7 separate regions of the Mus musculus genome follow, and all the other regions are linked to region 7. Evidence: chromatin loops called from intact Hi-C (ENCODE). Cell type or tissue: heart. All regions are shown on one strand. Each heading gives the region's core, and the rest is flanking DNA. Links, peaks and the distances in the headings are about the cores only.

What was found. Hi-C counts contacts between places; a loop is a spot of excess contacts. Peaks named below come from ENCODE experiments on the same cell type or tissue, not always from the same donor. Only the 100,000 strongest peaks of a DNase experiment are listed, where the experiment ranks them.
Region 1: a loop joins it to region 7, with 7 times the contacts of the local background. A loop is called at or near these places in 8 of 42 quality-filtered maps.
Region 2: it touches region 7 in a loop (2.8-fold over the local background); 16 of 42 quality-filtered maps call a loop at or near these places.
Region 3: a loop joins it to region 7, with 4 times the contacts of the local background. A loop is called at or near these places in 11 of 42 quality-filtered maps.
Region 4: a loop joins it to region 7, with 4 times the contacts of the local background. A loop is called at or near these places in 4 of 42 quality-filtered maps.
Region 5: a loop joins it to region 7, with 2.1 times the contacts of the local background. A loop is called at or near these places in 6 of 42 quality-filtered maps.
Region 6: it touches region 7 in a loop (4-fold over the local background); 15 of 42 quality-filtered maps call a loop at or near these places.

Annotation. Positions count from the first base shown.
Region 1 is chr2:53,005,726-53,010,106 of GRCm38, reverse strand. The region is part of intron 1 of Fmnl2 (formin-like 2); the gene reads right to left. It overlaps Gm52511 (a long non-coding RNA gene), which reads left to right and starts at 1,302. Exons shown (of 3, transcript XR_003953831.1): 1 at 1,302-1,450; 2 at 2,227-2,386; 3 at 3,381-4,381. In heart, for the core only: a CTCF peak has its summit at 2,697 (motif pointing left); a DNase peak (open chromatin) is centred at 2,796.
Region 2 is chr2:52,761,053-52,765,433 of GRCm38, reverse strand. No RefSeq gene overlaps it. Among named protein-coding and RNA genes, the nearest start is that of Stam2, 21 kb to the right of the region's middle. In heart, for the core only: a CTCF peak has its summit at 2,298 (motif pointing left); a DNase peak (open chromatin) is centred at 2,273; H3K4me3 peaks cover 334 bases.
Region 3 is chr2:52,988,858-52,993,238 of GRCm38, reverse strand. The region is part of intron 1 of Fmnl2 (formin-like 2); the gene reads right to left. Among named protein-coding and RNA genes, the nearest start is that of Gm52511, 18 kb to the left of the region's middle. In heart, for the core only: a CTCF peak has its summit at 2,728 (motif pointing right); DNase peaks (open chromatin) are centred at 1,258 and 1,768.
Region 4 is chr2:52,957,492-52,961,872 of GRCm38, reverse strand. The region is part of intron 1 of Fmnl2 (formin-like 2); the gene reads right to left. Among named protein-coding and RNA genes, the nearest start is that of Gm52511, 49 kb to the left of the region's middle. In heart, for the core only: no CTCF peak of the experiment used is centred there; DNase peaks (open chromatin) are centred at 962 and 2,712; H3K4me3 peaks cover 665 bases; H3K27ac peaks cover 1,597 bases.
Region 5 is chr2:52,940,403-52,944,783 of GRCm38, reverse strand. All of the region lies in intron 1 of Fmnl2 (formin-like 2), which reads right to left. Among named protein-coding and RNA genes, the nearest start is that of Gm52511, 66 kb to the left of the region's middle. In heart, for the core only: no CTCF peak of the experiment used is centred there; no DNase peak of the experiment used is centred there; H3K27ac peaks cover 464 bases.
Region 6 is chr2:53,081,509-53,085,889 of GRCm38, reverse strand. All of the region lies in intron 9 of Fmnl2 (formin-like 2), which reads right to left. Among named protein-coding and RNA genes, the nearest start is that of Gm52511, 75 kb to the right of the region's middle. In heart, for the core only: a CTCF peak has its summit at 2,447 (motif pointing right); no DNase peak of the experiment used is centred there.
Region 7 is chr2:52,857,024-52,861,404 of GRCm38, reverse strand. Fmnl2 (formin-like 2) reads right to left here and starts at 3,537. Exons shown (of 27, transcript NM_172409.2): 1 at 3,146-3,537. The coding sequence starts at 3,262. In heart, for the core only: CTCF peaks have their summits at 2,603 and 3,733; DNase peaks (open chromatin) are centred at 1,714, 2,314, 2,814, 3,654 and 1 weaker place; H3K4me3 peaks cover 2,517 bases; H3K27ac peaks cover 1,959 bases.

The DNA.
Region 1 (4,381 bases), core at 207-4,206, 150 kb before region 7:
ACAATTTTATTATTTTCCAAGAAATAAAATGAATGTTAGGCATTCTTTCACTACATGCAATCCACATGAACTCTTGTCTTGTCGCCAGTACCTTCACACTGCTATCAACTGCTGTAATTAATCTACAGTTATACTTAGGGCTTCCATTCTCGCATCAAGTGCTTTCCTTACTAAAACCATTTTAAAACAAAAATTGAGAGCAATGGCATGTACATATTTCTGAATATCTTATAAAGACATTAATATGGCTACAAAGCATCTATCATAGCTCTATATGTGGAGTTACAATTGCAGATTAATATTGCATGTAACACAGAGTGCAGTGAAGGTACCCAGGTGCATTCAGAAACAAATCAAATCATGCTGGGAAATACAGGATTTTCTGACCCCACACTCGTCCTGGGTACTTAGTAAAACTGGAACCCTGTAAAATATCCTCCTTTTCTCTCATACCCTCAGGGCTCCAAGTGAGAAACCTACAAGGCAATGTTGAAGGTGAGCAGTAGCATAGCACACTCTGCTTCATATTATCTAAGACAGTGGTGACCTCATCATCTCACGAAGGGAGCTCACGGTTACTAAGCGACAGGATTCTCTAATGGGAAATGTTCCATAGTGACCACTTAGAAGATAGAGAAGATGTGGGCTTTGTAAGTCATGCGGGAGAAAGGAAGGTGTGAACAAGACACATAGTTTATATAAACCCCAGAGCTCTCAGGTTAACAGGAAAATCACTTTCTAGGAACCTAGCAAAGGAACATTTTTAACTTTGTTGTTGTTGTTGAGGCCTGAAAGATACATAGGATAAAAATGCTTTCTGTACGAGCATGAGGGCCAGACGTCACCTCCCAGGTATCACATAAAAAGCCAAGCATAGCTGTCAATGGCTGTAACCCAAGCACTGAAGAACTGAGACAAACAGATCCAAGGAGATCCATAGCCACACATCACAGCCAAAAAGGCAAGCTCTGGTTCACTGAGAGACCCTTCTCAATGCAATAAGACAAAGAGCAATAGAGGAAGGCAACCAATGTTCTCCTTGGGCCTTTGCTTGTGAGTGTATAGGCATCTCTCTCTCTCTCTCTCTCTCTCTCTCTCTCTCTCACACACACACACACACACACACACACACACACATACCCCACACACACCCCACCCACAGAACACATATCACTTTGCACAACTAACCACAAACAAAAGTAATTTAGTTGTGGTTGAAAAGTAATTTGCTCTCCTAGCCAATTCCATGTTCCATGTAACTATAGTTACCTTGAACAACAAATCTTCAGAGCTTTCATCTTTGAAAAATGAAAGTCTGAACCCACTAAGCAACTCCCCATTTCCCTGTCCTCAAAAATCATAGCCTTTGCTACGAAGCAAGAGAATATGATGGGCTGCAGCCTGGAGCTTAAGCATTAAGAGTGAACTTCAGGAAGCAGTTGGCAGAAGGGTAAGTGTGCAGAACCAGCCTAGCTGGCTCCTAATCCTTACGCTGATGGTGATGAGGCACACAATCTGAATAGAAAGGCATATGAATAAACAGCCTAAAATTGAAAACTCCAGTAATTCAAAACGGAACCAAGGGTAACATCCAAAACAAAGCAAGCTGCACCATTAACTGTGACAGGACACAGCTAGAAATACACGTGCATATCATTAAGTGGAAGTATTTAGATTTCTTGTTTTTTCTTTTTTCTTTTTTTTTTTTTTTTTTTTTTTTTTTTTTTTTTGGTTTTTCAAGACAGGGTTTCTCTGTATAGCCCTGGCTGTCCTGGAACTCTCTCGGTAGACCAGGCTGGCCTCAAACTCAGAAATCCATCTGCCTCTCCCTCCCAAGTGCTGGGATTAAAGGCATGTGCCACCACTGCCCAGCCAGCCAATACTTAATAAGCAACAAATCAAAGTGCAAAAGGAAAAATGAGGGACCCTCAGTGGATAGGAGAAAGGGACAAAACACTAACGCAGCAGAGCACCTCAAAATAGCACAACTTCAGAGAAAAGACGGTTTCTTTCTAGGGATGGGGCATGGTCTGTAGGGAAAATAGCAATGGGATCCAATTCCACAAAGAGTTTTTACTAACCTATAGTAACTATATAATAATATGTAATATATAAACTATAAGTAGACTCTGTCTGCAGATGTAGCCATGAATCCACCACTCTTTGATAGTGTGACCTGGGGTAAATTACTAAAACTAAACCTGTTTCTCCTCTTGTGGCATGCAGATGTTCACAGTATGGCCATGAGGGTGACAGTGGTAATGGTAAATGACGCAGAGTTGCAGAGAAAGTAATCCAGGTGATAACGCATCCAAAATAACAGCAAAGCGCATGGGAACCACACCAGACCTCATTCATACTGCTGTTCCTTTAGCCAAATGCAAAGGTAAGGGAGGAGATAAGAGCTACAACTCACAGAGGGGACTAGATGGGTAGTCTAAGATTAGTTAGTGTGAACGCCAATCGCAAGATTCACAAGTTACACGGAGCAGAGACAAGTGACGGCTGAGGAAATGAATCCACAGGAAAGGGACGCCTCCGTAGAAGTACTGAGAACACAGAGGGCTGCTCCATCTCCCCTTATTCTTTCCTCCTTGTCATTTTCCCCTGCACTGTTATTGGGAGACCAGGCAGTAAGGCAGCAGTTCTCCTGTGTTCACAAGAGAACTGCAATGGGTGACCAGCAGGGGGTTGGCTGCCAGCTCAGCACATGGCGCCCTCTTCTGTTCAACTGAAAAGCCCCGGCTTCTGCGACCTATCTTCCTGACTCCCAGGCATCCTTGATTGTTAGGGAGCTAACCTAGAGGACACTGGGAAGAGAGTCAGCTCGCTTCCCTGTGCAGGACTCAGGCAGGCAGCCAGCCAAATGGGTCCCCGGAGGGAATCACTAGGGCCAGTGGTCTTTCATTATCACTGTTGCTTTATTTAATCATTGAAGGTATTGATGTCATTCCAGGGAGCCAGAGAAGCCCATGGGAGTGTAAATAAGTCTCTCTCTAATCTGGTTCCATCTATAAAACAAAACCTGACCGGAACCTTGTCCTTTGTAGGGAACAAGACACACCTCTGACCTCCCATTCCAATCTTAGATGCAATCTGTTTTCTTTGAGAGCTTGGCTTTCCGTGAGCACTGACTGAAATACGTACCCATTCACATGTCCAGACCCAAGCTGGGCTTGCAGCTTTTATACCTGTAACCCATCCTTTTGGGAAGATGAGGCAGGAGATCACTATAAGTAATGGTAAGCCTAAACTTATTTAGTGAGTTCTAGACCAACCTGGGCTACAGAGTGAGGTCCTGTCTCAAATAAAACAAAATGGTACAGAGCTGGAAAGACAAGCTTGTGGCCCCCTAGTCCTAGCCCTGCCGTCCTTTTCAGGTGACCAGGGGAACTCATCAGGACCATGTAAATGCTTGGTAGCAGCTGACGGAGACATCATCGTTAATGCCGGACCTAGTGTGCAGATGCCAACTTTGCTGACAAAAGTGGATAACGCACTGGGAACCATGGGTGAAGCTGAATGGGAGGGCTAGTCTCCACAGAAGAATATTGCTGGCATGATGGTCACTGAGGGCACATTCCCCTCACACTGGCTCCGTCTTCCTCATTCCACCAGCTCAGGTGAGTCAATGGTCCGAAAGATGCCAAAACCACACAATCCTGCTCTGGCTATACTCCCAACTGAAATATAGGTTGCTGTCACAGTCAGGCTCGTGATGTCTGGTGCTTTGGCATGCTCTGGGGTTCACACAACCCCTTCACCTCGTTTGCAAACGGCTGTGCCAGAACTGTCTGCATGAACGCACTCACACAAGGCCACACAAGAGATGCACGAAATGCCTTCATGGGCAGCCTTTGGACAACAGGAGGCTAGACATTCACAGGCACTTTGCTTAGGAACACAGATCAAATTTAGGAAGTAGAAGTCAGAAGATCAAGAGTTCGAGGCCAGCCTCAGCTAACCAATATGTCTTAAAACACAAACACCTGAATCAAAACCCAGAGAAAGGCTTACTTTTTACATAATATCAACTTCCTATGACACAAAATTATGTTGTAAAAATATCTTGATATTTGAATATAAGTTCAAACTAACTATAAAACAAATGAGACACACTCAGGCACAATCAAACCGTAGGATCTCCTCTCTCTCACCTGATAATATACAGCAGTGTATTTTCACTGTCCCTTCCCCTAAAATCCTGGCCCTGCTCTGCCCTATTTGGAAGCTTAGGACCCTTAGTCTCCATAGCTTTGCATAGCCATGGCTTCCCTCAAAATCTTACACCTCATTACAAAGATAATCGTGGGGGAAAAAAACAGTTTAAGACTACAGTCAAGGAAGGGCATGACTTATGACACAAAAGAACAATTATGCT
Region 2 (4,381 bases), core at 90-4,089, 96 kb after region 7:
GTTTTCGGGAGTGGCAGTATTTAGAAGGATTAGGAGGCGTGGCCTTGTGGGAGGAAGTGTGTCACAGGGGGTGGGCTCTGAGGCTATAGAAACCAGGCCCAGTGGCTCCTTCCCTACCCACTTCCTGTTGTCTGTGAATCCGGATGTAAAACTCTGCAGCGCCACATCTGCCTGTGTACTTTCAGGTTGTCCTCCATGCTGATGCTGACTAAACCTCTGGGACTCCAAAGCCAGCCCCAATTACATGTCTTCCTTTCTAGAATTGCTGTGGTCATGGTGTCTCTTCTCAGCAATAGAACACCAACTAAGATAGCATAAAAAAGATTGTTCACCATGATCAAGTTGATTTTTTATCTCAGAGATGGACATATGGCTCAATAGATGTAAATCAACAAATGCTGCAAACTTCACCAAATGAACTCAAAGACAGGAATCACATGATCATCTAAGTAGAAACGGAACAGGCTTTTGAAGAAATCCAGTGTTGCTTCTTGTTAAAAGTCCCAAAGCTCAGGGCATGGTGAAGCATGCCTTTAACTCCAGCATGGCTGGCAAAAATCCGAGTTAGCGGCCAAGCTGATGTACATGTGGCAAGATTCAGGACAGCCAGAGCTAAAAAAACCCTGACTCAAAAAAAAAAAAAAAAAAAAAAAAAGTCTTAAGAAACTCAGAATAGAAGGACCACATCTCGATATAATGAAAGCTATATATGACAAACCTATAGCCATCATTTTCTAAAATGAGGGGGAAATCACTGTATTTCCATTTATTGTGATAAAGATAAGAATGTTCATCTTCTTAACTCTTGTTCGATATACTACTGGAAGTTTTAGCCAGAGCAATCATGCAGGGGAAGCAAGCAAAAAAGATGCAGGCAGGAAAAGAAGAAGCCAACACACATCTCTAGTGCAGATGATATAACTTTGTATGGAAGAGACCCAACATGCAAGAGTCCCTAAAGACTCCACCAGAAAATTTCCAAAGATTATTTGAGAATGTCATACATATATACAATGTATTTTGATCATATCTACCCCCATATTCCCACTCCTGATCCCAACTTCAACTTCATCACCTCCTCCCCCCGCCCCCACAGTAAAATAACTCACAGAGTCCCGAGTCTAATTAGCACTAATCATAGGCATATGGGTGTGGGCCACTTACTGGAACATGGACAATTTATCAGTGGCAGTGGTACCCCAAATGGAGGAGGTGTCTCCTTTCCTCAGCAGCCATCAGCAGCCTACAAACCACTCAGCCAGGAGTTTAGCCATTTGAGTCTCTCCCACTCGTCCAAGCTGGAATCCTCGCTGGTCTGGTGCCGGTAACCAACCGCAGCTCCTGGGTAAAACGGTCATGTCATGTCCAAAGGTTGCGTTTTACAGCACCCCTTCCAATCCTCTGGCTCTTACACGATTTCCCTTTTCCTGTGACATGCGCCGAGCCTTAGCCGCGCACATCTACGGATATGAACATACCAAGAAGGCAGTTTAACAACACGATCATTAGGCAAAACAGCAATAATCCGTTCCAGTACACTGCTCTTAAGATTTTGGTCTCAGGGGAAAAAAAAAAAATCTTTTTAATGAATTTTTAATTGAGCTTAAAAAAAATGTGATCTCAATAACTCTTTTTGTTCCCAAGAATTACTGAATCTTTACATTTGAAACTAAAGTGGAGAAATGTCAAAAATATTTACATACTGATTCATTAAAAAGTAATTAGCACATTATATGTCACCATAATAAATTTTTATAAAAAATTCAAAATTAAACAAATTTAGTACAAAAAAAAAAGTCATCTTACTTTTTTTTTTTTTTTTTTTTTGAGAAATTTCACATCTGGCTTAATGGAAAACAGCTGCATTCTGAAGACTTCATTTGCATCCAATATGTGGCAAACGTGTTATTTTGGTTCAAGCAAATGAGGGAAATCTAGCCTTTCGCAAATATGTAGTTGGAAATAAAGAAGTGCTTAAAAACCTTTACAGAAAACTAGAAATACAATTGGCAGGGTTTCAACGGTAAACAGCAGAGAGGAATCTGAAACCGTATCAGGAACTGGAGAGACGCCTGAGCCTTTGAGAGCACTCCACTGCTTGGGTGTGTGTGCGCCTTTAACTCCCGCAGGGAAACCCAGGTTAGCCTACTCTCCATGGAGAGCTCCGCAGCCAAAGAGACATAGTCAGACTCCGTCTCAAATAAGGAAAGAGAAAACATCAAAAGATCAGAGGATGCAAGTTTGGTCTCAGCACCCACGTGGCTAAGTCCAGTTCCAGGGATCAGACGCCCTCTTCTGGCGACCTCAGGTACTGTACTCCTGTGCACAAATCCACCTCACCCCACTCACACACACATAATACACATAATTAAAAATAAGATAGAGATGTGTTTCAGACCCGTATCAATGGTCTTTTCATACCGTGTCACGAAAACTCATCTGGCTTCTTTTGCTTTCTGAGAGGATCTGCTTTCAGGAACTCCAAGAATCACTGTTCTTTGGAAACCTTCTGTATTTTTCGGTTGTGAAATGTACTTGGAAATTTATTTTTATTCAGGCAGGGCAAGTGCAGCTAATCACGAGATGTTCGCCACTGAAAAGCCAATGTGCACCTGTGAACTCCACTTTCTCAGGAAGTCGAGGCAGAATTGCCGCAGCTCAGAAACTGAAGCCAACTTGGTTTTTTAAAAGGGGAAGGGGTGGAGGAGAAGAGGAAGATGGAGAGGGGAAGGGAAAGTTTATTTTTTACAGCTCGAAAGAAGAAAGGCAGTTTAGTTCAATATAAGGCTAGGTGGTCAGCCCCGGGGAATTTAGGTGGAGGGAAGGTGGCAGACAGGGCCTTGCCTGGACTTAAGACTGGCTTTTTTGCATCAGAGGTATGAATATAGGAGTGTTGTCTGCTCTCTTTAGGAACTGGACACTTCTACAAAGGACAGCCCCCGCCACCCCCCCCCCCCCTGGAGTGACAAGGCTGCAACTTATCAAAACACCATGTAATATAGAAAATGAAAACCATGATTAATAGACTCCTCAAGTTGGCTTCATTGCTTTCTCATAATATACCAGAGACATTTCTCTTTCCATTTTCATAATTGTTAATCCTTATATTTATTTTATCCCTTTGAACTTTTATTGCCCATCGAAAACTGAGCTCCAAGCTCCTCTGTATTTTGAAGACTTTCCTAATGATAATCATATATTGCTTTGCATCACTACTCAAATTGTCTCATGTGGTTATTTAACGTTTCATGGATAAGCTATGTCTCTCCGACTAGACAATGTCTTGAGATCAGCAACCTCATGGCATACTGTTCAATACTGCTGAGATCTTCCGGAGGGTCTCTCTTTATTGGGTAAACCTTCAGCCATTGCGTAGGAACACACCCCTAGCTTTCTTGCTCTGTCTAGCTGGGCCGTTCCCATCTCTCTGGATCTTTACTTACTTGGTTGCCTCTGTGGTCTTTCCCTTTGGACTAGATAGGTGTTTATCATTGCGCCTCTGGTGATGCCCTTGCCTCCACATGTATTCTGAGTTGTTCCTCAATTTTCCTTTGGGTTGTAGGAACAGTTAGATAGATACAGAGTCTGTTATTGTGGACCTTGTACAAATTTGTGTGGCATTGTGGCTCCAAAGTCTATTCTATCACAGTTTCCAATGCTTTGAAAATTCTCATTCATGGTGGTGTCATTGAAGTAACACTTTAAAGATTTGTGATTATTATTTTTTGATTGTATATATAAGTGTGTGTATGTGGGTATGTGCATGTGAGTGCAACTCCTGAAGAGGCCAAAAGAGGGAGCTATAGCCTCTGCTGCTGAAGTTACAGGCAGTTGCGAGGGCCTGACTGAGGGCACTGGAAATCAAACTCGGGTCCAGTTACAAGAGCAGTTCATACTCTTAACCCCTGAGCCATCTCTGTACAGCCCAAATAATCAAAACTTTAAAGAGCATCCTCAGATTTTTTTTTCTGCATCCGTGCATTGTAGTAACTTTAAGATAACTCATCGACATATCTAAACAGCCTGTTTTCATTGTCTATCACACCCTCTAAGTCTTTGCCTAAAAGAAACTTGAGGACCGGAGCTAGAGAAAGTATCCAAGGAGCTAAAGAGATCTGCAACCCTGTAGGTGCAACAACATTTTGAACTAACCAGTACCCCGGAGCTCTTGACTCTAGCTGCATATGCATCAAAAGATGACCTAGAGGTTGGTGAGATGGCTCAGCAGGTAAGAGCACCCAACTGCTCTTCCGAAGGTCCGGAGTTCAAATCCCAGCAACCACATGGTGGCTCACAACCGTCCGTGACGAGATCTGACTCCCTCTTCTGGAGTGTCTGAAGACAGCTACAGTGTACTTACATATAATAAATAATAAATCTT
Region 3 (4,381 bases), core at 281-4,280, 130 kb before region 7:
CATGTTTGCGCAAGTCAACAACTGCTTTTCATCAGCGACTGTGTACTTGAGAAGCTAGAGAGATGGCTCAGCAATTGAGAGCACCTCCTGCCCTTGCAGAAGACTGGGGTTCAGTTCCCAGCACCAACACTATAGTTCTCACCCATCTATAACTGCAGTTCTAGGCTATCTCATGCCCTTTCTGGCCTCCACGAATGCCAGGCATGCACACGGTACACATAGCGTAAAGATGTCCATTAAAGATGCACATACTATATTGGTTCAGCATCCTTCCGTTGTGCTAGAGTTTGCTTTGTTGTTACTGTTGGCTTGGGGATTTTTGTTTTGCTTTTGAGCCAGGGTCTCATGAGGCTTAGGCTGGCCTCAAATTCCATATGTAGCCAAACATGATCTGGAGCTGATCCTTCCGCCTCTCCCTCTCAAGACCTGGATCACTAGTGTGCCAACATGTGACCAAGAAAGCTAGATTTCTAACACAGTCAATTCTTTTCATTGCTTTGCCTTTTGGGGTGTGTCATTATTATTGCCTGAAGAGTTGGTATAAATTTGATTTGGATTGGTTTGGTTTGGTTTGGTTTGGTTTGGTTTGGTTTGGTTTGATTTGGATTGGTTTGGTTTGGTTTGGTTTGGTTTGGTTTGGTTTGGATTGGTTTGGATTGGTTTGGATTGGTTTGGTTTGGTTTGGTTTGGTTTGGTTTGGTTTGGTTTGGTTTAGATAGGGCTCCACTACGTATCCCAGGTTGGCCTCAAAGCTTCCAACAGAAGCTTCTTGCTGCTCAGCCTCATAGGTGCTGGGATTAGAAAAGAAATCTAGGGTGCTGGAGAGGCGGCTCTGTGGTTAAGCGCACTGACTGCTCTCCTGAAGGTCCTGAGTTCAAATCCCAGCAACCACATGATGGCTCACAACCATCCATAATGAGATCTGACACCCTCTTCTGCTGTGTCTGAAGACAGCTACAGTGTACTTACATATAATAATTAAAAATCTTTTAAAAAGAAAAAAATAAAAGGAATCTATGCAGTTCTGTATCTATCCATATTCAATTTAAAACCATTTTAACAAGAAAATAGAGGCACAGCACACAATACTGACTTAACTTCAAGGAAACCAAGTTACTAAGGTAAAATCGTGGGTGTGAATTTAGGAGACTGAGCCTTCTCATGGCCAACCTAACTAATAACTCCGGCTGGTAAAGAGAACAAGTGCTCCCAGCCAATTCACACCCAATGTCCTCTCAGGAAACCGAGCCAGGAAGGAAGAGCATCAAAAAGCCACAGATCCCGCTGACAGTGTTTACCTGACCCAGGCTGCGATCCTAATACCCCACCCCACCCCTCCAACCCCCCCACCATGGCTCCCTGACCCTGGAATAACTAACTGTGCAGCAACACTTCACAGAGCAGTTCATATTAGGATGAAAAGGACAACCATAACCCTAGCAAACTCCTTCCTGAAACCAGGAAGTTTCCTCTGCCAGATGTTCATTTTCATTTGGCTTCTCTCCACATAACAATAGAGTGGGGCAGAGAACATTAAGCAAGCCAGTGATTCTCAGCCATGCCAGAGAGCATCCCAGGAAGGTACCCATAAGAGCAAACTCCCTTAGCCTCCACCAACAGCACCAGCAGGAGGGTGAAGCTGGCCAGGGGTTGAAGGGGGTAAAACTGGCAATGGAGCAGCTTTACCAGCCTCCTTAACAGCAGCCCAGCCGTGCTGAGAAAACCATCCTGATGAGCGGAACAAAAACAACACAGCTCTGAAGACGGCCGCTCTCTGTTTGTGATACGGCCAGATGTTACTTGGCCGGCTACCCAGCAGATCTGCTTTTCGGTCCCCACCCAGCTATATTTGTCCTTTTTTCAATCAGGCATCCTGTTCACACACTAGTCTATAAACAACTTTCCTGGAGTCTAAGTATTTTCATGTTGGTTAACATGCCTTTCATCCCTATGAACTGTTTCCTGGAAATGGACTGCCAGCCAATATGGAGGACAAAGCTATATAGACGGTTCCCAACTTCAAACCATGGCTCACCACTGAAAAAAGGGCTCACAGGATACACATGCAGCAAAGCTGTTAGATGCTTGGCTCACATACAACACCAAAAAGGTCAGTTCCCAGGCCAAAGACTTCCGGGAAAGTTTATATTCAGGCATATCATAAACTGTGGCAGGAAATTCAAATCTTCACTCCCTGCCTGAACACAGTGTACTGAGATTTGAGTAAAATACTATATATACCTTGTCTTACTAGGATGACTATTGATGTGATGAAACACCATGATCAAAAGCAGTTTGGGGAGGGAAGGATTTATTCAGCTTACACTTCCACAGCACTGTTCATCACTGAAGGAAGTCAGGGAAGTCACCTCTATGTTCCTAATTCTCTTTTAATTATCCACATCTGTTTCTCACCCCTACCATCCTTGAGGCTGTAGAGCATCAGCTCTACTTATTTTGGCCTTTCTTCCCTCTGATATGTGATAAGGCTGGCCGAGCTAACAGTTTCTTTGATGGACACACCAGCCAACGATGGCTCCTCCCTGAAATGCAGACTCAGTGACATCGAACGGACATGAAGACAAAACTGCCAATCATGCTGGAGCCCCAGTCTGGGAGTGAAAAAGGTTTATCCCAAGGGGCATTTCCCCTTTTTTTTTTTTTTTTTTTTTAAGATTTATTTGTTTTATGTATGTGAGTACACTGTAGCTGTCTTCAGACACACCAGAAGAGGGCATCAGACCCCATTGCATATGGTTGTGAGCCACCATGTGGTTGCTGGGAATTGAACTCAGGACCTCTGGAAGAACAGCCAATGCTCTTAACCACTAAACCATCTCTCCAGACTAGAAAGGCATTTCCTATTTAGTGTACCATCCCCCTTTCCATTCTGTGTTCACAGCCAGGAGTTATTTTTTTCATGGCTGCCCACTTGCCTATCTCTTTAATCCCAATTCCTTCTACCACAAAGAAGGTTCTGCTATTTCTCTAAGAGTTTAGAAAACTTGTCCAAGAACACTAAGCAACTAGCAGTTCTTCACACAGGAGGGTTAAGCAGGCTGTGCCCAGATTCCATAGGTATCTCTTCCATCCCAGTGACTGGTTACACATATGCCTAAGTAGAAAATATTCAGCTGCACTTAGAGACTCTAACTGTTTCTTCTCAGGTAGCCTCACCTCCTATGGGAAGAACTCTCCTATTGGCTAGAAGCTTACTCCTTGCATGGCACCTAAACCGGAAGGGAGAGAAATAAATACGCTGTGTAAATGCATGTGCCCTATACAAAGGCACGACAATGTCCAAGATCCCTCTCCCCAGTCCTACCTCAGACTAACCAGCCACAACTACACACTATTTCAAACCAATCAAATGTAACCATCAGGTCCAATGCAACTATTAGTTTCAAAGGCAAATTATAAAAGGCCAAATAACGCTGCGAAAATTTTATACATATCAGCACTTATACACTCAAATATAGATGTATAACCTGAATCCAATGAAGCTAATCAATGAAGAAATTATCTGATTGTTATCAGGATAATTAATATATCCTGCATAACCAATACATCTTGGGGGGAGGGGGAAGCAAATATTGCCCGTGTGACTGTGGTTTCAAAGCCAATAAAATGTGAGGCTTTAGCAGTTAAAAGAATGTTAACTTACAGCTTGCCAGCTCTAAGGATTCTTCAACAGCCTGATCTCCTTAACTGTCACCTAATAAGATAACACATGTTCCTAACCCGTGGCTGGCTCTTTACAGAGGCCTGACCACGGGGACTGTTTCATCTCCAAAGTGTGAAATTTACTTTAACAACCCAAATCACAAACCCCAACAATGGCGGAGGGGCCATTCCTCTCACAGGACTAAAATGAAACACTTCTGCACACATGTAGACAATAGATTTCTAAGAGAAATAATTCCTCTAAAAGATTTGTATTTCAAGCCCCTAAGAATTGAGAGTATAATGCATTTGCTATGACCTGGATCTAGTTTTGGCTTTGGTTTGGTTTGGTTTTTGGTTTTTGTTGTTGTTGTTGTTTGTTTGTTTGTTTGTTTTTGCTTGTTTTCACATCTCTCGTGTTTTCTTCAGGTTTTTCATGTACTTTTAAGATTTGTTTCCTCTCCAGGCGTGGTGGTACATGCCTTTAATCCTAGCACTTGGGAGGCAGAGGTAGGCAGATTTCTGAGTTTGAGGCCAGCCTGCTCTACAAAGTGAGTTCCAAGACAGCCAGGGCTACACAGAGAAACCCTGTCTCGAAAAAAAAAAAAAAAAAGATTTGTTTCCTATCATCATAGCTTAGCTAGGTCAAGAAAAGAATTCAGAAGAAAAAATATTAAAAATAACTGGTTCCACCCTTATTTAAGACAGAATAGAAAAC
Region 4 (4,381 bases), core at 279-4,278, 100 kb before region 7:
GGGACAACCTTTCAACAAAAGATCTTTCCCATCAATGGATGAAATACGATTTATTGGAGTAATAAGAACTATGGACAAAGAGTATGATAGGACTACATCTTATTGATGTTCACTGTTTTATAACGAATACAGGATAATAAAAATGAACAGTAGAACTATAATACTTAATCTTTTTTAAAACTTCTTTTTTTTTTGAGATAGTAATATAATTACACCACTTCCCCTTCCCTCTCCTTCCTGCGAGCCCTCCTATATACCTCCTCCCCCTGCTCTCTTTCAGATTCATGACCTCTTTTTCATTATTGGTGGGGCAGGGTTCCAAATTTCTTCCCCCAAGAATATCAACCTCCTACTCCCCACAACCTGCGACTGATGCTTTTCATGACAAGATGGCTAGGCAGACAGATGAGAGTGAAGGCCTTGATCTGGGGATAGTATCTTGGATTACTCAATTGGTCCTAGCCTAGCTGTGTTGTAGCCTCAGAGGTAGAGCATCTTTTCAGGCTATGTATGGCCAAAGAACCAGAGATCTGGAGGCCCTGGATGATTTCAGCATCAACAGAAAGGACCCTTGACTGTAAGAGGTGAGAACAAAGCTTCCCTCTGACTACGCCCAGGATTCATGGAAAGAGAATTTGATTACAATGGTCAGATGCTCAGGAGATCGTTTTTAGGGAGATCAGATGGAAAACCTCTAGGATGTCCTTGTCCCAAAGGCACTTCTGCACTCAGGTGCGTCACTGTGTGTATGTCCCCTTAGCTCTGGAACTCTTGAGGCCATCCATAGTCCAGTAAAGCCAACTGTAGCATAAGAGACAGCCACAGAGCTGTCAGGCAGGCTCCTGGACAGACACCTTCTCCTAGTTTTCTGGTGATCTGTTTGGTTAGCTCCATCCCTTCCTTAAAAGGCCTTCTACTTCCTTGCACATTTGCTGTGTCTCAGCTGCCTGGCTCCTTTTGCCTTTTAAGTAGCTAGCTCCAACCCAGCACTTCTGAGAGCACTTCCTCTTCTGCTCCCCCCGTTCCCTGTTTTCTGGCCCTTCGGCTGCTGAATTTTCCCTCACCATCCAGCCCAATTCTCCTTTCTCTTCCTTCCACACAAAAAGACAGCTGGCCTCTTGGGCCCAGGATCCTGTGTTCAGTAAAAGCTCTGAGACAGCCTTTCCTGTGAGCAAGTTTCTTGTCACATCTGGACTTCAAAGAAAGGTATTTGGAGGCAGCAAACCATATAGACTCTACAAATAAGGTCCTGGCTTCTCCAGGCATCAGAGCACACCACTGAGGCAGTGAGTGCACTGCCCTTTGGGGCCATTGCCCTTGGCCCTCTCTCTAATCCACTCAACAGCAGCAACAGCCACTCTGGGCCCTACAAGTTCCTATGATTCAGGGGTCCTTAGAAACAAAGAGCTTGAAGATAATAAAGAGCTCCTGGAAACCAACCCCAGAAGGCTACATTCTAGGGAAGTAGAAGAGTTAAGGGAATTTAGTCAACACATCCCTAAATCTTAGTGGGAGATGAAGCCATCCAATGCTTTTCTAATATCCTTCTTGTCACCAACGATCTGCCTGGGGAGTTTAACAGCTCTTCCTCAACTGCTTACACTTTCTTGGGCTTCCTTGTGGAATGGGTCCAGATGCCTGGGCAAGCTTCTTGTCACATCTGGACTTCTAAGAAAGGTATCTGGAGGCAGCAACACTGCAGACTTACTGTAAATAAGACTCTGACTTCTCCAGGCATCAGAACACATCTCAACTGTCACACCCATCCAAGAGCTATTTCCAGCTTGTGGTGTGAGGATTTTCACTCGTTTCCAGAAACTACTGGTAAGTACACAGACTGAGACATGCTACTGCAGAAAAAACGATGAACAGAAGGAAAAACATCCATCTTTATCACTTTATTACATTTCCCAACTGTGCTTATGTGTATATACACACACATAATACTAACCTTTTATTTACTCTGCAACAGACCATCTAAACTACTTAAACTACCAAAAGTGTGTATCATTTCATTATCTTACTTTTTCTTGTTTTTTAAACCTTGTTCTCTGCTACACAGGAGGAGCACATTAAGGACATACTGTTTCCAGTGAGGTCTGCCTTTCTGGTAAGCAGACTCTCTCTCCCTTTTGGCTCTCTGCTCACAAGGCACAGCAGATACAGCTTGCAGAACAGAACACACCTTCCATGGGGCTCTAACAGGGTCAATAGTGTAGCTTTTAACCCCCTTTCCCCCAACTCACCTGCTCACCTTCCCAGAAAGCTACTAACTCAGAAGGCAACCAGGAGTTAAAGTTTAGCTGCTTTTTGTTTCTTCTAGGAAGAGATAAAGGAGGCAGAAGGTGGGAGACAGAGGGGAGGGAAGAAGAAGAAAACAAACACCTCCCTAATCCACATACTGGCCAGACATCCCCTCTCCCCTCACCCCCCAAGCACCTGAGCTGAGCATTTTGCTCTCTTCTAGGCCATCAATCTCACACACCTAGCTCCTTTAAACACATGAACTTATGTCTTAGTCCATGGTTCCTAATTAGGGAACCTGTCAATCATCACACCAGGTCAGCAGCTTCCCCAGTCCACTCCCGACCTTTCAGCCACGGTTCCCTCTAACGCAGCACCACGCAGAGCCTAAACTGGTTTACTCTCGGACTGTGAAGCTGAAGAACCAATCATTGCATGAGATTAACCAGTCACTGCGGTCCTCCTGGCTGGGCGCCACCTCCTCCTGTGGCTTCAGACAAAGAGAGGCCAGGAAGCCTCCTCCACTGCGGGGAGGGAGGTTCAGTCTTCCCCTACCCAGCCCTTCTATGAGAGGGACGAACATCCCAATAGACTTTACGGGAACCATCTGGGCATCACATTTGTCCCATTATAAAACATTTTATTTTCCCCGTAAGGAGAGAGGTGGGGCGCAAGCACAAGATTCCTTGCTTAACCACATTCATTTGTTTATAAATAAGATTTGACTCCTTCAACATTCTGTGGAGTGGATGGTTTATGCTAGGAAAAAAAAAAAAAAAAATAGTGGCAGTAGCCCGGCTTAGCTTCCAGTGGGGCTTCCTGGAAACAAGATTTGTGTGAAAGGGAACAGGGCAAGCTTTGCTCTGAAATGCTAATAAAGGCAGGAGATGGCAGGAGCCTTGCCTTTTGCACAGCCTCTCCAAGTTACATCTTATAATCCTGAAACTAGCGTAAAGAGAAGTCCCTCAGACTTCCCTCCTGTGGCCCCCTCAGCCTTGCTGGGAACAGGGAGAGGGCAAAGAGTCTAATGTCTCTAGTGACCAAAGCAACAACTGTAGCCACTTTGGAATGAAACGAGGGAAGGGAGCCATACAATTAGGTCAGGGTGGCTTTGGGTATTGTGCCACACAGGCACACAAATTAATCTCTCCAGTTGCTGAAGGTCAATGCCAGGGAACACACTGGTCAGAGTCCTCTGGGGTCTGCGTAGTGGGGTTGGGGGTTGGAACCCCTCTTATCCACATGTGATCCTTTCGCTCCTGCCCCAATTCTATGGCCAACTTAGCTCATAAAGCCCTAGTTTATCAATATGGTGAGGTCACATTCCTCCCCAAACCAAGCGTCGAGCCTGTGAACCACAGTGGCAGATGGCTGAGCTTCTGTATATGTCTGTACTGCTACTGGAGGGCTAATGCACCCTATTTATTTATTCCGACAGCTCACTGTGAGGACACCGGGGACCTTTGACTCTGTCATCTCAAAAGCACAGAATCCTCTGTCTCAGTCTCCTTGTCCCTGAGCTTTGCAGGTGTCAGTACCACATTCACCAGGTACTAATTAAACACATGAACATGCACAAAGCTTTAGATCACAGCAAGCATAAGCATGGGACACAAACTTCACAACTGTGAGAGAGCTGAGCTCAAGATACACACCCAGCATATTTTGGAACAATGCATTAAATTCCTTAAGCAAAACAAAGGACCACAAGTTCAAACTTAGCAGCTCCAACAGAACACAGGGGAAGGTCCAGCGTGTTAGCAGTTCCCTGAGCCTGGGGTTTCCAACCTTTATTTTATTATTTTTTAAAGCCCTGGAATGTCTTGTTCACGGCTTACAAGACAGCAGGAGAGAGTTCATGATAGGTAAGGCTATGGAAAGGACTCAGCGGCTGAGTGGCCAGCCACACTCTGGAAGTAAAGTAAAGGTCACACTGCACAGGTACAAGATTCTGTCCGATTTCTAAAGATCATCTTGAAGGACGGAGTGGTTGAGCCAGAGGCTGCTGGTGAGATTTTGGGGAGTGGAGAGAACAGTGAAACCCTACCAGTGGAAAGGAGAAAGTCAGGCAGCAGGAGACCTAGCAGAGGAGAGCTGGCTGCAAGTGACATGCACCTACAACTGTGGGAGCGCCTAT
Region 5 (4,381 bases), core at 108-4,107, 84 kb before region 7:
CAAAGCTGCCTGACTGTGAAGCCCATGCCCTTGTCTGCTAGGCAGCCTGAAAACTCCTTTAAAGGCCAGATCGAAGCGAAGAGATCCTGTCAGTTTCTCCTGTATCATACGCTGTTAGAACTCAACTCTAACACTATTGTGGAACACAGCCAGTGTCACGACACTCATCTTCTTTTTGTTTTTTGTTTTTTGTTTTTTGTTTTTGTTTTTGTTTTTGTTTTTGTTTTTGTTTTTGTTTTTTGAGACAGGGTTTCTCTGTATAGCCCTAGCTGTCCTGGAACTCACTTCGTAGACCAGGTTGGCCTCGAACTCAGAAATCTGCCTGCCTCTGCCTCCCGAGCGCTGAAATTAAAGGCGTGCACCACCACGCCCGGCTCACAACACTCATCTTTAAAATTTGTTACAGTCCCAAAGAAAGCTACACTCTAAACTGGAAGCCCTCTTCGATATTTAATCTGCAGAAGGGACGACCACAAAGTTAAATTTACCCATAACATATGACAAAAGGTCCACCAGCAATGGCTGGGAAGTTTATCTTCAGAAGAAACTTGCCTTCCTCTGGGCTAAAGGTCATGCAAGGTACAAATTTAGAGCTTTTGACACAGCCATCTGCTGAAGCATCTGGAGACAAAGGGAGGAGACAGGAAAGGAACAAGAGGCAGCCAAATCCCTCAGATTGATCTCTCTCTCTCTCTCTCTCTCTCTCTCTCTCTCTTGTGTGTGTGTGTGTGTGTGTGTGTGTGTGTGTGTGTGTTCTGGTGTATCTTTAAAACAATACTGAAGGATAGGATGGGTGTATCTGATCAAGAAAGCTGCCGTAATTCTCACAATGCTTCCACTCCACTTTAAAATATTGCAAAATCAGAATGATTACATCATGATGTCAGGCTTTAACATGCTCAGTGGATGCAGGCAGTGTGAGAGCAAACTGGGAATGAAAACTGAGTCATCTGAGATTTCAGAAAGTCCCAGTTCACGAAGAGCGAGCACTTTCAATATGTGGGCTCCCTTTTCCTCTTACACGGACGTTAGCCAAATGCCAGCAACAGGGAGAAAGCACAGTCCATAAAGTGTTACATGCATATCAATACACAGAAAGCAGAGAAGGAGACTCATTCTCAAATTACTCAGGACACTCATATTTAATCCTTAGTTTCATGCAATAATAAATAATACAAAATTAGAACCCTTGAATAAAAAAAAAAGGAAAGGAAAGGAAATGTTGTATTTAATGTTGAAGTCACTGAGGTTCAAAATTAAGGAATTAAAAAGCATGCAGTTCCTCTGCCATAGCAGCTAGGATAGAGCACATGTATCTCATACGATGGTCCAAAGAATAGTCATCACTCTCCACCGGCCAAAGCTAAGCCTATTGGGTCACCTGTGTGCATGCAGCAGGATGGTAGACAAAACACATTTTCCATTTTGGGTTAGGTCGGTAAGGGATCCTAGAGTAACTCTACAGTGCTTACCGATCTTCCCAGACAAACCCTACAACAGCCCACAAGCCCTATAAAGTAAGGGTTATTTTCTCCACTTCTTGAGGAAACCAGAAAAACACTAACATTCAAGGAGAATGATTTAAGACAGCAGTTCCGAAAGGCAACTGCTTTTTCCTTCATGTAACAAAGAAAATAAAAATAGACTTTCGAATGACTGTTATTTCCCCTAGTCTTACAAACAGCACGCTGAGCATTTCTGTAGTTATTAGAGAGGCAAGCTCAGGCTCTTTACCCAAGGAGCCATCTCCTTTCCCAGAATACAGCTTTGAAATCACCGGGACAAGAAACATACGACACAAGAAACCAAATGTTTCTAAAAGGAGAAGAAAACTATTGCTGAACCTTAAGAAGCAGTTAGACAAGCCGGGCAGTGGTGGCGCACGCCTTTAATCCCAGCACTTGGGAGGCAGAGGCAGGCAGATTTCTGAGTTCGAGGCCAGCCTGGTCTACAAAGTGAGTTCCAGGACAGCCAGGGCTATACAGAGAAACCCTGTCTTGAAAAATAAAAACAACAACAAAGAAGCAGTTAGACATAGCTCTGTGATCCTCTAAACTTCAAATTAAACCCACACTATGTTAGGACAGCTGGGCCCTTTATTTCCATAGTAAGTTTATATATAACTTATTATACAATGTGACCTACTTACTTGGTCTGTTCTTCACTGCCACAACTAGTTCACCATTGCCTTCCACAACACAACATATAGAATCCTACACACAGCCATCACTTAAAACATTTTTGGAGTGACTTTGATCCACTAGTGTTCTAGCTTGCCTTCTGTGATGTGATAAACACCATGGCCAAAAGCAACTTGGGAAGGAGAAGGGCTTTTCCGCTTACAGGTTACAGTACATTATTGAGAGAAGGTAGGACAGGAGCTTGAGAAACCAATGGAATCTTGTTCCCAGGTTCACATCCAGGGACATTTCTTACACAGCCCAGACCCACTTGCCTAGAGATGGTGCGACCCAGAGTGGGCTGTTCCCCCCACCCCCGCAGCAATTAGCAATCAAGAAAATGGCCCCACAAGCCAATCTGATGGCAGCAATCCCTCAGGTGAAGTTCTCTCTGCCTAGGAGTAGCAAGCTGATAGCCAATGTTAGTCACTACAATGGCAAACCGCTCCCTAAATTTAACCAAAGCTGGCTCTAAAGAGAAGCATGAATATTCTCATTGACTGTTATCACTATTGCTTCTTAAAAGGGAAATTTAATAACATCCAGGATCCTTTTAAGAAAAGGACAGAAAAAGAAACGGTTTCCCTTATATATTCATAAGTTAAAAGGGTAAGGCGCATGAAGCAACACATTGGGTGTGATCTCATTTTGTCTTCTTTCAAAAGTGGTGTCTGCCCTGGAAATGGGACCAGAATCTATGAGAAGTAAGTGGATGAGATTGCACAAACTGTAACCCAAGCATCGGCCACATAGCCGACAGGAACCCTGCACAGAAAATTCTGGAAATTTCCAAACAAAAAGCTAAACTTCAAGAGATACTTTAATAACACTGGGGAAAGAAACTAGTTTGAAGAGGAAGTAGTCTCAGTACCTTTTGAAGCCCTTTCACATCACATGTTATTTTGAAAGTTTGGAAACTTCGTCTCCAATATAAGATATTTTGTTGCTGCTTTTTTTTTTTTTTTTAAGAAAACAATTATAGAAAGAGAAACTTTCAAGAAGTAACTTTTCGGCCAGGCAGTAGTGGCGCAAGCCTTTAATCCCAGCACTTGGGAGGCAGAGGCAGGTGGATTTCCAGAAACCCTGTCTCAAAAAAACAAAAACAAACAAGCAAAAAAACCCAAAAAACAAACAAAAAAAACCAACAACAACAAAAATAAAAACCAAGAATATAACTTTTCTCTGCTCTTCCTGCCATCTGACTCCCTAGTTCTCCACAGTACCTTTTAGGAGAGAGAGGCTAGAGTGCCAGTTCTCTTTGTGCTTGTTTTAGGGACTGCTGTCAATCATTTCTAGTTCCCAACCACCTGGCCAAAGCAGGAGAAATAAAGCAGGTGGATACAATCCTTGCCTAGCACAGGTAAGCGGAGGGCTGTAATTCAAAACTCCAGGCTTGCTATCACTAAGGACCTGGTAGGGCAGAGACTGGAAGGCAAAGCAGGAGGCATGCCTGTGTGCCTGATGGTTTATTTCCTCAGATGTATCAGTTGTGCTTAAAAGGACTGCTATTACAAATTCCTTCTAGGTTTCGTTCCTTTTTTAAAGATCATATATAAAGAAGGCACTGGATCCCACTACAGATGGTTGTGAGCCACCATGTGGTTTCTGGGAATTGAAGTCAGGACGTCTGGAAGAGCAGTCAGTGCTCTCAGCCGCTGAGCCATATCTCCAGCCCTCCTTCTAGGCTTCTTAAAAACCATTATCTGGCATGAACAGGTGATGGACTTGACCTTAAAGTATACATTCTTATGGTAGCTCAATTTAAAATCAGGAATTAGATATGAAAAACTTTTCTAAAACTATCCATTTTAAGTAAAATGCATTGTTGCTTTTTTAGGCCTCTTTGTATTTATGGTGTAGAAATACACCCTCATTTCAGTTGTCCATCTGGTCTTTACTAATTAAACCAGAAACACTATTTTCACCTATGATCAAAAGAAAACATTTTGGATCAAAGGTCAGTGATTAGACTTCCTGTGACTTGATGGAGATAAATTTAAAATCATACACAAAAACAGTTTTTGACCATCAAGAGTTAATGGTCACACTGTGTCTGCCTTGGAGCTAGGCACCTCCAGTGTGTGATCCCAACACTCCAGAGGCAGAAAGGATCAGGAGGGCAAGGTCATCCTTAGTGACATGATGAGTTCAAGGCCAACCTTCTGAGCGACAGGAGACCCTGCCTCACAAGGAAGAACATT
Region 6 (4,381 bases), core at 208-4,207, 220 kb before region 7:
ATTCTTGTCGATTTATGGATCTACAGGAGTTTGCCTATGTGAGTAGTACCCAGGAAGGCCAGAAGAGGGCACTGAGTGCCATTAGAATTGGAGTTACACGTGGTTATGAGCTTCCATGCAGTTGCTGGAAACGGAAGCCTAAGTACTCTGCTATAAGAGCAGCAAGTGCTCTTCATCACTTAGACACTGCCCCCTCACAACCCCCGAATCCATGTGCTTTTAAAATGATGCCTGCCACTGACACCTTCATCACAATTGAAGTGCTGAGTTAGACTCTCCAGAGACAAGTGTTTTCCAAAGGCACAATTCCCTACTGGAGACTCCGCTCTTTCCTCTAGTGGGGCCACACAGTGATCCTCATTCTTCAGCAACAGTTTTTTTAGGGCAGTTACAAATAAATGATAAGTAGTGATCAGAATCCTGTAAACTCTGCTCTTCAGCTTGGTAAACATTAACCATGTTAAGACTCGGGTCCCTAAAGAGTGAGAGCTATTTGCCTGCTTTCTCCAGGGTCACTCCAGGTCCAGGAACCTCCACTAAAGATTCACTTCAGACTCTTGTCTGATGCTACCTGATGGTTTCTTTCTAAAACCATAAATGATGGAATTGGATGAATATAGGAAACATCTGAATTTCAGAATTTAGAATATAGGAGATATCTAAATTCCTGACCACATTCTCACTATCTGTAAAATGGGGAGATATTTTTCCCAATTAGCCATGGATTCTTACTTACATTGTCAGTCTCTGTTCCTGAAATTTTCTCCACCAAATCAAGTTCTTTTCTTTTCTTCTTCATTTCTTTTTTAAATAATCCAGTTCAAAAGACACCTCCTTTCTCATTGGATCACTACGAATTGCTCAGTCTACCATGAAATTTACTAGTAATTTAAGAGTCTACCTTATCTGTAGCCTTTCCTATTATGTTTGCTCTGTAATAGGAAAATATAGGAACATATATGCAAAGTGCCTGGAGTATAAGAGCATGTCCTGGGAGACTGTATACAAACCCAGAGGGAAGTGGATTAGAATGAGGGCAGGCCCACTTACACTGAGGCCTCCTCTTCACACCTTACTCACACTTGGGAATTAGCAATACGCATTAGCCTGGGGGCGTTAACTAAATATATAACCAAATGTTTGTACAGAAAACATTCTAGTATTTTCTCTACTTTAAACCATACATATAAAATTCATATACAAGACCAGATTTATTGATACTTATAATATGAGAGATGGAACAGAATCAACAACTGTGTGCATGTCTTTTTTCTAAATATTACTCTTCATTATTATGAAAGAAACCATAAAACAAAATCCTTACATATTTACTATGGACTTCACATACAAACATGTTTATGCTTTATAAATGTTTCAATTCCAACTGAAACTTAAGCTTGACTCTCAGAAAGTCAAGTTCAATAAGTACCTAGAATTTGGAGTTAAATTATAATGAGGAGTTAGAACTAACTAATATTCTGTACATTTGCAAACTGTCTCTCTTACTGTTGATCCTGGTATACATTTACTCTACTAAATCTCATTGCAGCCAGTTCTACCTTTAGCATATCAAGGAAACTAATATAGAGCACCTACCATGCCTTTTATTATCTGTCAAATGCCCCAGTCCCAATAACCATAATCACCAATAACACTACTCAACAACTCCCCAGACATTTTCATGACCTCCAAGTTTGTTTAATAGTTCTTAAGGAAAGGGTGGTAAGGACAAATAGTGAACAAAAGATAACCAGGCATCTCTAGGAACGAAAACTAGATGCATAAACTGTAAGAGATGGTCTAATTCCACAACAGAAACCAACATACACTGATATTACCAGGACGGTCATGGCCAATCTTGCCATTTGTATTTTAGGGTTTAATTGTTATTCAAACAGTATCTTTGTACAATTATACACATATTAACACACACACATATAAATATATAAAAAATGTGATTTCTCTTACCCTTCCTCCCAGTTAACATGTCTAAGCATCCCAGAATTATGGTAGAGCTAGGACTGAACCTTACCAGTTAACGTAACTCTTAGCACTAGACTCTCAAACCATTAAAAACAACTGGCAGCCTACAGTTTGGTGACACTTAAAAAAGTCTTTTATTTTCACATGATAGAAAATACCTGTTAGAATAAATTTGAAAGGCAAGGTCTCAGGACGAAAATTATATTTTCTTTTGAGGGAAGGTCTCATGTAGTCTAGGCTAGCTGAAGGCTCACTCTGAAGCTTCAAATGACTTGCTTCCATTCCCCAAGTGCTAGAATTATAGGTATGCACTGTCATATCCAGCAACAAGAAAAGGTTTGCTTTGTTTGTTTGGTTTGGTTTTACTGGTTTTTTTTTTTTTTTAGGAAACACTTCTTTTTTTAAAAAAAAAAGGTTTATTTATTATGTATACAATGTTCTGCCTGCATGTATGGCTGTACACCAGAAGAGGGCACCAGACCTCATTTTAAGCATGGTCGTGGGCCACCCCATATTTGCTAGAAATTGAACTCAGCTCCTCTGGAAGTGTGGCCAGGGCTCTTAACCTCTGAGCCATCTCTTCAGCAACAAGACAAGGGTTGTTTTAAAAATATTTATGATACAAATCAGTGTAGAATGAAGAAGTGAGGGGGTGGGCACAGAAGAAAGCAAGGTGACCCTAAAACAGATATTTAATGTGACCCTGCATAAATCTGTGCTGGACATGACTACCAAATTCTGATGAGGGGCTGAAAACCCCCATTTTTCATGTTTCCCAGAGTGGATACTACCAAAACTACAATAGCTTGGACTTTAATATCACACACACACACACACACACACACACACACACACACACACACACACACACGGCTTTGAAATCATGAAGACTGTGTGTGTTATTAGCCATGTCCCTTTTCACAATCACTCCCCACTTTCTCTTCTTGGGCTCAAGTAACCATATATGTGTGTATGTACATATACAGACACAAACATGTGTGTGTGTGTGTGTGTGTGTATAATAAACTCACACATGCCACTGTTCTCCTGCTCTTTTAAACCTCAGAACACACAAATGTCAATGAGTCAGTTCTGAAGGAAAGTTCCAGGCTTGCAGACCAGCGCCCAAGCCTATACGAGACACTGCACGTCTCCAGCAGAACTCAGCTCTCGCGGCTTCTCTCAGGGCAGTCTTTCAAGAATATAAAATGAGGACACATGTGCCAACTGCTTCCCAGTTGCCAGAGGGCATGGGTTTAGAAGGGCTATTTTTCTGTGAATAAAAATACAAAGGAGGCAACACCCTGCTTTTTAAGTGGCTGCTCCATTAAGAAAATGAACTCCTCTTTGTATAGAATCATAGTCAGGCTAGGAAGGGGTCTGCACTAAAGACAGAATGAGCAAAAGTGCCTCCATCACTGCAAGCTAGCCAGGTCACTTGGTAACTGGCTGTGCCTCTGAGTACCTTGATCCTCTCTGCTTTCTCTTCTCTCTTTAATTATTTTTCTTTTCATTCCCCCAGACACACAGAGAACGAAGGTCCTGCAGACTTTAGGGCTGGCTATCAGTGTAGGAAGAGACCAAGGATTCCGAAACATCAGTGGTGGATACTGGAACAAGCCACAGAGGCCAACTCACACCTGGCTCCATCAGAGTGATCTCATGCTGGGTCCACTGCCAAGGGGCTTTCTATTCATTTCTTTACTACTGGAGGCTGATTAAAGACCCAGTGACTGGGGAGCACAATTCTTTTGCAGCCCCCTCATGTTGAGGCTTTGGAAAATGAGGACTGAGTGTTATTAGCCACGCCCCTTTCATGAGCACTCCGCACTCTCTCTTCTCAGGCATGGGGCAACTTCACCAAAAGACAATCTTAATATGAAATGGCATTCTTAATTCTCTTTACCTGTAGGTTGGCAAATTATGTATTCCTTGCACTAGGGAATCCGTGTCCCCACCTTGGTACTGTTACCGTATGTGGTACAAGGTATTTAATGGACTTGAATAAGTAAGTGAAGGAGTTTGAGATCAGGAGATTATTTGGATTAATAGGATGATGTATCGAGGTTCCTTAAATAAAGGAAGCTAAAGAATCCGAAAATCAGGTAACAGAGAAAGAAAGAGGCAGGTACTATGAACCAAGGGATACAGAAGGAAAAAGCAAAGTGACAAGGTTTCCTCTGGACTTTGTAGAATACACATGGGTTGTTTTGTACTTTGATATGTAAAACCATAACATACAAAAACAAACAAACAAAAACACAAAGGATGTTTTAAAGTCTGTACCCATCTATTGCAGTAACTATCACCTGAGGCGGGCATAGAGGCACACCCCTATAATCACAGAACCCAGGTGGCTAAGACAAGAAATGTTAAGCTCAAGGCCAGCCTGGAATAC
Region 7 (4,381 bases), core at 252-4,251:
GTTATTTATGAAAAGTTTTGAAATGTACGCCTTCTGATCTTAATTCAGTGGTTGGTCTGTGCTCTCTCCTCTCTTTTCCCCATTCAGATACAATAGTTTCTTAGATGTATACAACTTGTCCCATCTAAGCTGCTGGGTAAAGGGTGTGGCCACTGGGTAGATTTATATCCTCTGTGAAATAAGATGGTCTCCTGTCACTTTAATTTTTATTTACTCTACACCAAAGGTTTTAAGTATTCTGGAGCTGGAGGTTGAGAGGAATTGTTTTCCTAGCCTGAAACAGCTCGTTAATTATTTATGTAAGTCATACTTACAATGAGGCGTTTGTACACTTTTCTGCACAGTATAAATCTAGTTTTCCTCCTAAAATCCCTTGTGGCCTTTATTACATAAGAAAACGAACTAGATCTGGCGTGGTGGCACACACATCTGTCTATAAGCTCAGCACTCAGGAGGCTAAGGTAGCAAGTTTGAGGCCAGCTTGGGCACAGAGCAAGGCAGAGGTGGAAAGGGACCTCACAGTAGTAATGTCAACCTGGTTATCATTCCTCGAGAATGGAAAAAAAAAAATCAAACACACACACACACAGAGGCTCGCGTGTGTGTGTGTGTGTGTGTGTGTGTGTGTGTGTGTCCATCCATGTGTATAAGGCTATCTAACAAAATCTCCCTCCTAAATCTTGTCCTTCAAGCCTTATCTCCAAAATTACATATTCCTGATGCCTCCAGCAACTCCTGAAAACGAAAGAAAACCAACGTAGTAAACTCTGAGTAAACAGCCCGAGGGGGAAGGCACAGGCGGAATCAGCAGGGCGACTAACTAGCTAGCTGGGAGGGTTTCCTTTAAATTGTTTCAGGCAATAACAGCAAGTAGAGCTCAGATGAGAACCTAAACAGCAACAGTGAATCCCTATCTGCAAGGATGCCAAAAGCCTTGGAACTACTCAAAAAAGGTCAGCATATGTTGTGCTTTTGTTTCTTGTTTGAGAAACTCAGTATTCTCTTAAACAGCTTGCAAAACAATTGCTTCCAGCTAACAGCGGGCCACTCCATGGAGTGAAAGTAGCCACAGCAAACATCGGACACCCCCAAGGAGCCCAGGATTTACAATCATAAAAGCCTACAGACTCACTTTGTGACCCGCTAGACTCAATGGGAGCACAAATCCACCATTTTAATGAAGGGGCATTATTTTCCTAAAGATTAATTCATACCATGTGTTATTAATCAGCAGAGTAACTGAAAGCTCATGCAAAAAATGCTCTCCCAGTTGAGTAGAACTTAATTGCATTATTGTTATTAGCATGGCTGCGGCAACCTCCTTGTGCCACTGGCTGCCCAACCCCCCTCTCTCTCTCTCTCTCTCTCTCTCTCTCTCTCTCTCTCTCTCTCACACACACACACACACACACACACACACACACACACACAGACAGGCCGACAGACAGACAGATAACACCACACCACACGATGAAGGGTAAAAACAGAAAACCCAGAGCCAGAAAGTTGCAGCTATGTCTGTCAGGAACAGGTTTTTTTTGGTGTGTTTTGTTTGTTTGTCTGTTGTTTTGTTTTTGTTTTCAAGAAACACCGTTTGTCTCTGGAAAGACGGGTCAAGTGTGCACCAGACTGCCTTGAGAAGTAATTAAGCTTGGGCTGTTTCATTTCACAGCGTCCCATCTTGCATAACGTGGGAGCAGCTGTGGGAGATCACAGGCCATGCAAAGCAAAATAGGCAGCCACATCTTTTCCCCCCATGTTCACAGCAACTTCCAGGGGGCCTAAAAGGGCTGCAAAGAGCTGCAGCCTCCGTGCTCCCTGATCACACAGAGCCGACCTGCCATCCAGACAGAGCACGGTCCCAGTACCAAAGCAACCTCCTTTCAAGGGATGAAGAAAGGCAGCTTCAATGTCCCACTCAACATTCAAATCTCAGAAAACCAACTTTTGATCCAGGGCTTGAGACCTCTCCCAAAGTTCTTAAGTTACATGCCAAAATTCTCTCAGGTAGACACAGGAGTTGGCAGCTCCATCACAAGTTCCTCTGGCTCTGGCTGCCTTGTCTTGCATGGATTTAGAAAAAGGGGGAAGCAGAGTGTCAAGTCTCAGACCAGGAGTCCGCCCACCCCACCCCCCAGCCTCATTTCCTTCCCATCATCCCCTTAAGAGAAGGTGGAATCTTAAAACTTGAGAAACCAGGAACCAACTGCACTTGGGACGCTCTCTGGGGCAAGGGAAAAGGCGTCACACCCTTTTGAGCTCACAGCAAGGCAGACTCCGGGTGGGAAGAGCCCAGAAACTTAGTCCCAAAAGGAAACGGAGAGAGAGGATTCCAGTCTTTGATTGAGAAGCTGGAACGGGAAGGCTGAGTGATGCGGAATGCGGGAGGGAGCCATGGACTCGACTGAAGGAACTGGGGTCGTCCGTGAAGTCAGGACGGCTCTTAACACGTCCCAGCCAAACTGCACATTTTTGTGGTTTAAGATTTAAGACCAAAGGGAACACACTGAGGTTCTCCCCTGCCCGGGGCGCTTCTCCCCCACCCCCCGCCTTCCCCACCCGCGTCTGGGTTTCAGATGCCTCCCCCTCGCGGAGGGACCACGGCGCCACTCAGCTGCCGGCCTCCTCTTTCTCTTTCTGGGGAGCTGTCCATCTGCCCAGCCGCGAGGTCCACCCTCCAAGTTCGGCCGACCGAGTGCGGGCGCGGCGCCTGCGGCCAGCCACCTGCGCGCGTCTGCAGCAGACCCCGCAAGGCCCAGAGCTGCGCGTCCGGGGGATGCTACGCAGAGGGTCGGGGTCTGCCGGTTGCTTTTCATTCTTTAAACAAAAAGCTTTAGCGGCCCGTCCCTCACTCCTCCCCGGCCAGCCACCTTCCCTTCACACCCACTCTGCACCTCCCGGCACACGCGCTGCGAGGTGCTGCTCCCGCCAGACAATGGGTTCGTGGCCGCCGGGGTAGCCCGGCCCGAGCTCCTCTCCCCATCCGAGGACCCCTGGAGAGCGCAAGGACGGAGGCTGAGAGAAGCGAGGCTGGGAGCCCACAATGGGGAAGGTGTGAGCCTCGCCCTTGGGACCGGAGGAGCCGGGTCATCTGCGCCGCCTGCCCCACGGGGGCCCCGCGCCCGGCCGCAGCGGACTCACTCACCAGCACGATGGCAAAGCGCTCCTCCAGTTCACCTGGCTCGGGCATCGGCAGCTTCAATGGCACGTTGTGCGCCTTGAAATCGGTCTGCTGCGAGTCCATGCTCCCCGCGTTGCCCATGTCGGCTGCGTGCCGGAGCCCCGGCTGGCTCCGGGCCCCTTGCGTCCGCGTCCAAAATGCCCACAGCCCCGGGCGCTTGGCTCCCGCCCTCCGCCGCGTCCCGGTTAGTGCTCAGCGCACGCCGCTTCCTAGCAGAGCTCCGAACCCAGCCGGTCCCCGGCCGTCCTCATGCTCCCCGCCGCCCCGGCGCCGCCCCGGCCTCTCTGCCTCGCGAGGGGTCTGCAGGGCGCTGGGCGCCGATCCGCATGGTGCTCCCGCCGCCCCCGCCGGCACCCGCGGCCGCTTGCGCGCTCCTGCTCGTCCGCCTCTCGCCCCGGCCGCAGCGGCGCTGACACCTCAGCCCCGGCCCCACAGCGAGCGGACGTTCGCGCACGGCTGGCCGACACAATGCCCCCTCTCGGCCCCCGCCCCCGGCCCGGCTCCGCCCACCCGCCCCGCGGACTGCCGGGACGCGTAGTTTCGGCCCAAACCGGCCACGCGCAGAAACCGCGCGCGCTCCTGGAGGGCCGCGCTGTAGTTGGGGTGCTTGCAGCAAAAACAAGCTGGACGCCGTGAAAGGTGGCTTTAGTCACTTTTATCTCGACCTCCCTCACTCCGACAGTTTGAAGACCTGCCTCGCCTACGTAAAATCTGACACTTCAGCACGTTTGAAGAATGAGTGAATGACTCCAGTCAATCATGAAACGCGTGATTTAAGTTTCAGAAGAGTATAACCCTGTGAGAGAATCTAGTTGAATAGGAGACCCCCACCCCGGGTATTGGCAATGCCCAACTTCACGAACTACAGGTGGAGACGTGGTACGGGTTCTTCGGCATCTATGTTGCATGGTCTTTGATCTAACTGGATGTTTTATAAGCAAATGTGGGGTTTATAGTATGTGTGAGTTTTTACAAGAATTCAATCCACAATAGACAATTCAAAGAAAATAACTGTCAAAGACCTATGACGGGAGTTACGATTTCATAGGCTGAGACACTCAGCCCTGCAATGCTTTCAAATCTAGTAAGGAAGACAGTTTACACAAATAACTATTTTGCATGAGGGTGGTCGTTGACTGCACCCATCCTGCTTCCAAAGCAGATTTGCCCCAAGTGTTTCACAGAGAATATTAGGCTCAA